2 separate regions of the Homo sapiens genome follow, and region 1 is linked to region 2. A link is a loop called in an ENCODE intact Hi-C map of the cell type or tissue named here. Cell type or tissue: dorsolateral prefrontal cortex. All regions are shown on one strand. Links, peaks and the distances in the headings refer to the core of each region. The heading gives the core; the rest is flanking DNA.

What was found. Hi-C counts contacts between places; a loop is a spot of excess contacts. Peaks named below come from ENCODE experiments on the same cell type or tissue, not always from the same donor. Only the 100,000 strongest peaks of a DNase experiment are listed, where the experiment ranks them.
Region 1: a loop joins it to region 2, with 4 times the contacts of the local background. A loop is called at or near these places in 2 of 110 quality-filtered maps.

Annotation. Positions count from the first base shown.
Region 1 is chr17:45,851,550-45,854,455 of GRCh38, reverse strand. The region is part of intron 1 of MAPT-AS1 (MAPT antisense RNA 1); the gene reads left to right. Among named protein-coding and RNA genes, the nearest start is that of SPPL2C, 8.1 kb to the right of the region's middle. In dorsolateral prefrontal cortex, for the core only: a CTCF peak has its summit at 1,567 (motif pointing right); a DNase peak (open chromatin) is centred at 1,595.
Region 2 is chr17:45,947,935-45,950,840 of GRCh38, reverse strand. All of the region lies in intron 1 of MAPT (microtubule associated protein tau), which reads right to left. Among named protein-coding and RNA genes, the nearest start is that of STH, 50 kb to the left of the region's middle. In dorsolateral prefrontal cortex, for the core only: CTCF peaks have their summits at 1,398 and 1,614 (motif pointing right); a DNase peak (open chromatin) is centred at 1,590; H3K4me3 peaks cover 1,160 bases; H3K27ac peaks cover 2,500 bases.

The sequences.
Region 1 (2,906 bases), core at 130-2,629, 96 kb after region 2:
CTTGCGTTTAGGGCCCGCTAGGACGATAGAGGATTATCTCCCCATCTCAGGATCCTTCGCTTAGTCACTTCCGCAAAGTCCTTTCTCCTTTGCTCCCTTTCATGGAAGGTAATGATCACAGGTTCCAAATTTTTGGGGGAGGACATTATTCAATGTGTCACAACTGGCTTTAAGGATTAAGCAAGGTAGGTGGAGACCAGACTCCCTTGGCTCATGCTCTGGGGCTGTCCCGGGGGATAGCCGGGAAGAGAACCTGGGCTGTGATGGGTGAGGGTTCTCAGGTGTGGCCCCTCCTGCCTGAGTTCACTACAGTGTCTGGGTCAAGTCAGGAACTGCAGGCAGGGCCAAGCCTGGGTCCAGGCTGGACGAGGGACTGAGGGTTTTGCTCAGAGTTCTTTTCTCTCTGGACCCAGGGGCCTCCTGCTTTAAGAAGACCCAGTATGTGGGGGAATTTGGGGGCTTCATGAAGCAGCCTCTGAAAGGCAAACCAGAAAGCGTCTCCTGTTTACGAAGGGTTTCTGCATTAGTTTCCAGGTTCTCGGTTGCCTTGGGCTTGTCACTGGGTCTGCTGTCTGACCTTGGGCAGGCTGCTTTCCCTCTCTGTCCTCAGTTCTGGATGATCACTGGAGGCTCTGCCAACACCATTATTCAGACCTCACTGCAATCCCCCAAACCCCACCAATCTTTGCTGCCATTCAAGTCTTTGGGAGCCTGGGGAATACTACTTAAAGGCATTTCTCAGAACAAGGTCTCAGGTCAGGCTCAGTGGCTCACACCTGTAATCCCAACACTTTGGGAGGCCAAGGCGGGAGGATTGTTTGAGCCTAGGAGACCAGTCTGGGCAACATGGCAAAACCCGATCTCTACAAAAAATACACAAAGATTAGCAGGGCATGGTGGCGCATGCCTGTAGTTCCAGCTACTGGGGAGGCTGAGGTGGGAGGATCACCTGAGCCTGGAAGGTTGAGGCTGCAGTGGGCTGTGATCATGCCACTGCACACCAGCCTTGGTGACAGAGCAAGATCCTGTCTCAAAAAACAAACCAAACCAAGCCAAACCAAAACAAAAACAAAAACTCAGAACGTCTCAGATTTTAGCAGCCCAAGGTTCTCTCAGCAGCAGCCCCAGCTGTCTGCTTCCCTTCCAGGTCCCGTTCCAGGGGCAAGGACTGGGTCTGGACCTGGGGGTGGGGGTGGGGAGGGGCCATATGGGGAGTCTCCTCATCTTGCGTACAAATAGTCCAGGAACCGGGGGGCCTGAGGACACTTATTCATGGTGGTCTGATTCTATGGGGTGGGGTAAGTGTCAGGGCATGGACCGTCTTTAGGCATTAAGGACATTCAGTGATGCTGTTTTGGGCTATTTCATTCAATAAAATATCAAAATAACCTCCTCCAGGGCACCTCACCCTTCTAACAACCCAGATTCTAAAGCGTTAACCTTGAGCCCAATAGGGGCTTCAGAACTCTGCTGATTGCTAGTTTATTAAACATATTTTAAATATCATTACTGATTATAATTATCCCCAAATTCCATGAGCCCCTGCTTGCTCTTATCTTCCTGGCCAGTAGGTGGCAGCACAGGAGCATTCAAGGTTCAGGGTTGCAGGAAAAAAGGCGCAAAACGTTGGTGGTTCAGTTAAACTGCAGGACCCAGTACGTGGGGGAATTTGGGAAACCTTTTCTTGGCTCTGCGGTGGTGCCCTGCTTACCACCAGGCACCCACCCACACACCACATCCCAGTGAGCGTGGGCAGGGGAGACCAAGGGAAGAGGATGACTCCACTTCCGGGAGCTCATTTGGGGAAGACGGCATTTGGGGGTATGTCAGGTGCTGTCCTGGAAAGTTTTTCCCCAAACCTGGGTCACACGTAATGAGATAATGCATTTATCTGCCCTGCTGTAAGTGCTTAGCCAGTGTTAGCTGTTCATACACATACTTCACTTCATTTAATCCTTACAACGAACCATTAGGTGAGTCTTAGCAGCCCATTTTACAGATGAGAAAATTGAAGCTCAGAGGGCTGGCTTCTGTTGTCCAGCATCACATGACAAGAGAAAGCAATGTGGGGCTTTGAACCCAGGTCTCAAAGTCCAGCTGTGTTCTCCTTCTAGCTGGCAAGCGGATTGATGCTGAACCTTTATCAAGCAACACACACAGATACTTCTCAAGGAGAATGTGGGGCTATACCTCCCAGGGCACAGGAGTGGGTAGACCCAGAGTTTTCCTGGGGGAGGTGTGATTTCAGAGGAACAAAATCAGAGACCAGGGTGTGTGGAGGGAGGGGCTGTTGAGGATGAGAGCTGGTCCCAGCTGCTGGGCTGGGAGGCAGGAGACCAGACTTGCATTTCGTTTCTGCTGTCCCATTGCTGTGTGACCTTGGGCAGGTCCTGGCCCTCTCTGGGCTTTCCTTTCCTCATCTGTGGATGAGATCATCTCACAGGTCCTTGCTGGTCCCCACTGTCCCAGAAATCCAGAAGCTCCAGTACTAAACCCTCTCATGAACAAAAGAAAACCAAGCCCATGCTCATAAAGCTGGTGCTGGGATTACCAAGGTCACAGACAGAAATGCCAGTTGGCCTGTGTAAAACAGCTCGACCCTGAGGCTGGGCCACCTGGGGCCCTGGGGGTGGCCTTGAGGAGGCTATTCCTGCCCTGGTCTCATCTGAGGGTTCACCTATCACAGGTGAGGCTGTCCAGGAAGCAGGTGCTGTGGTGGTTAGTGGTGGAGCCAGGAGGAAGCAGCTTGCAGCACGGGGAGCCGGCAGCCTGGGATGCAGCCCTGTGCTGCCTCTGCCAGCCCATGGGATCAAAGCAAAGACCACTCTGGGTGGAGACAGCCAGGGCCTGGGCCCCTGTCTTGCTCAGCCAGTAACCGGCCCTTTGTGCCCCCTCCCCTGAAGAGC
Region 2 (2,906 bases), core at 230-2,729:
AAATACAAAAATTAGCTGGGCATAGTGGCACATATCTGTAATCTCAGCTACTCGGGAGGCTGAGGCATGAGAATCACTTGAACCCAGGAGGGAGAGGTTGCAGTGAGCCTAGATCATGCCACTGAACTCCAGCCTGGGTTAAGACTCTGTCTCAAAAAATACATAAATAAATAAATAAATAAAATTTTAAAAATTAAAAGTATGGGAACTAGACAATATGGACCTTTTTATTGTGACTTTTCTGACAACAATGGAGATGGGGTGGAGGGAGAAGGGTGTGTGTGCAGGAAGGGGAGTGCGTGGCCGAGGAAGGAGCCTGGCAGGGGCCCAGACAACCTTCACCTTCTTCCTCATTTTGCCAAGGCTGGGGCCTCCAAGAACCCCTAGGCCCTCAGGGACAGGGATGTGCAGGTGAGACCCTGGGTCCCTTTTGCTCCCAAAGAATAGAGTCTTTGCAGCAGAGTTCACATCTTCTGTGCAGCTTACCTGAAGGGACAGCTTTGGCTGTCCCCTGAGGTGTTGTGGGGTGGACGAGAAACCCCAGGCATCTCGCCCACCTCCAAGGTGACCCTGGGCATCACTGGGGAATGCTGCGTGCTGTTTGGAACATGTCTGCCATTTTCCTGGGCACCTGCCCATGACAGTGCATCCAGGCTCACTGTAACCTGTGAGGTGGGCAGGATGGCGACCCTAGGTGGGTAAAGGACCTGAGAGGTAGAAACTTGCCCAAGGCCACCGAGCCCCAGTGACCCAACTCCCCCCAACACACATCCCTGCCCTCAAGGCAGGATTCCCGACAGCTTTGCCCCTCTGCTCCCTACGTTGTCACCTCCTCCCCAAACAAATCTCTGCTTACAAAATCCAACTGGCTACTCTCTCAGGAGAACCTCCCTGGGGATTCTTAAAGCCCCAGCTTTTGCTCCTAGTCTGTCTAGCAGGTCTGTAGGTTTCCCACGATCTGGGGCTGTTTCTTGCTGCAAGGAGGTGATGACCAATCCGCCTTCCTCCACCTGCCACCATCCTTCCCATTCCTTCTAACTTTCTTACTCAAGGCAGTACAGTTTGGTAATGATAACTCAGGTTCTAGAAAGCTCCTTGGGCAAGGGAGGGGGACCAGTCAACATCCCTTGCCAGTTTTGGATTATTAATAACATGTTTATTTCAGCCCTCAGGATGAGCCACTCACAGGGGCTTCACAGAGAGGATCTCTGTAATGCTCACAACCACCCCGTGAGAAGGAATGATGAGGAAACTGAAGCTCAGAGACGTTCAGAAACCTTTTTAGGGTCACACAGCTAGTAAGCAGAGAGCAAGGCTTGAATTCTGATATTTTGATGCTAAAACCCATCTCTATGCTACTGTATCAAACGGGTGCCTTCCCAACAGAGCAACCCCTTTGGGAAAGGGGAGCTGACGTTCATTACCCAGGCCCTGCTGGAGTCAAGAGTCCAGGGGCTCAGGGGAAGCCCGAGTCGGGCTGGTCTCCTACACCGCGGGCGCATCAAGCTGGGGACCTGGACCGAGCTTCCAGTCTAAATCCGACGGCCGTGGAGCGGCCCCGGCGGGTGTCTCAGGCTGCGCTGCGGCCCTCGCTAGGGGGCAGCCAAGGAAGGTCCCGGGCTCCGCCGCCGCGCACCAGGCGCCCGCGGTGACTCAGCAGAATCGCCCCCTGGCCCGCGGTTCTGGTCTGGGGAAAGCGTGGTCCTCCTTATCCCTTCAGTTAAAAACTCAGACTGGAATCAAGGACAGGGAAGGCTGCACAGCCTTGTGAATATACCGGAAACATTTTAAAAGAGTGACTTTTATGGCATATGAATTATATCTCAATAAAGCTATCGTTAAAAACAAACAAAAATCCCCTAAATGGATCTCTTGCAGGTAACTGAAGACCAAGCAGAGATAAACCTAGAATCCAAAAATAACCTTAACATGCGCTTTGTTCTCCAAGGTAATTTTTGGCTTCTGCACCCTGTCTTTCCTTTGCTCTGGTCTCCTGTTCTGCACCACCAGGAATTTTCCAGCACATTTAGGCGGAAAGCAGGATTTCTCATGATAGGAACCATGTTTGAAGCATTTCCAGTTATTACCTCATTTAATTCACACAACAAACTATTATGCTGACATAATACAGCTGGGGAAACTGAGGAACAGACAGGTTGAGTAAGTTGCCCAAGGTCACACAGGAAGTATGTAATGGAGCCAGGCTTCAAAACCCAGACATCCTGGCACCAGCAGCAGACCTGTCAGGCCAAGTGATAGCCGAGATTAAATCAAGCAGTGACTGGTAACAGCTAAGGAATATAAGGGCTGGCCCAACAGAACTAAAGCTCTTGTTTCCTGGGAGAACTTTCTCCTTATTCACAGTTTGTTCTTGAATGCTTATGGTCCAGCTGTTTTGCTTTAAGGTATAAAGATAAATGTTAGGGCAGGCATCCTAGTCCTGGGCCTAGGTGAAGGCTGGAGCCCACAGTCTCTCGGAAATCCCTCTACTCCAGGAGCGGGGAGCGAGTGCAACTAAAGGAAAAGAGCCCAGGAGGGCTGGGTGCGGTGGCTCATACCTTAATCCCAGTATTTTGGAAGGCCAAGGTGGGCAGATCACTTGAGGCCAGGAGTTCGAGACCAGCCTGGCTAACATTGAGAAACCCTGTCTCTACCAAAAGTACAAAAATTAGCCAGGTGTGGTGGCAGGCACCTGTAATCCCAGCTACTCAGGAGGCAGAGGCAGGAGAATGCTTGAACCTGGGAGGCAGAGGTTGCAGTGAGCCGAGATCACACCACTGCACTCCAGCCTGGGTGACAGAGTAAGACTCTGTCTCAAAATAAATAAATAAAAAATAACAACAACAAAAAAACCTAGTCATTAAATGGTTAACTATGGTTAGCCCTAGGGAATGGGAGTGGGGAAG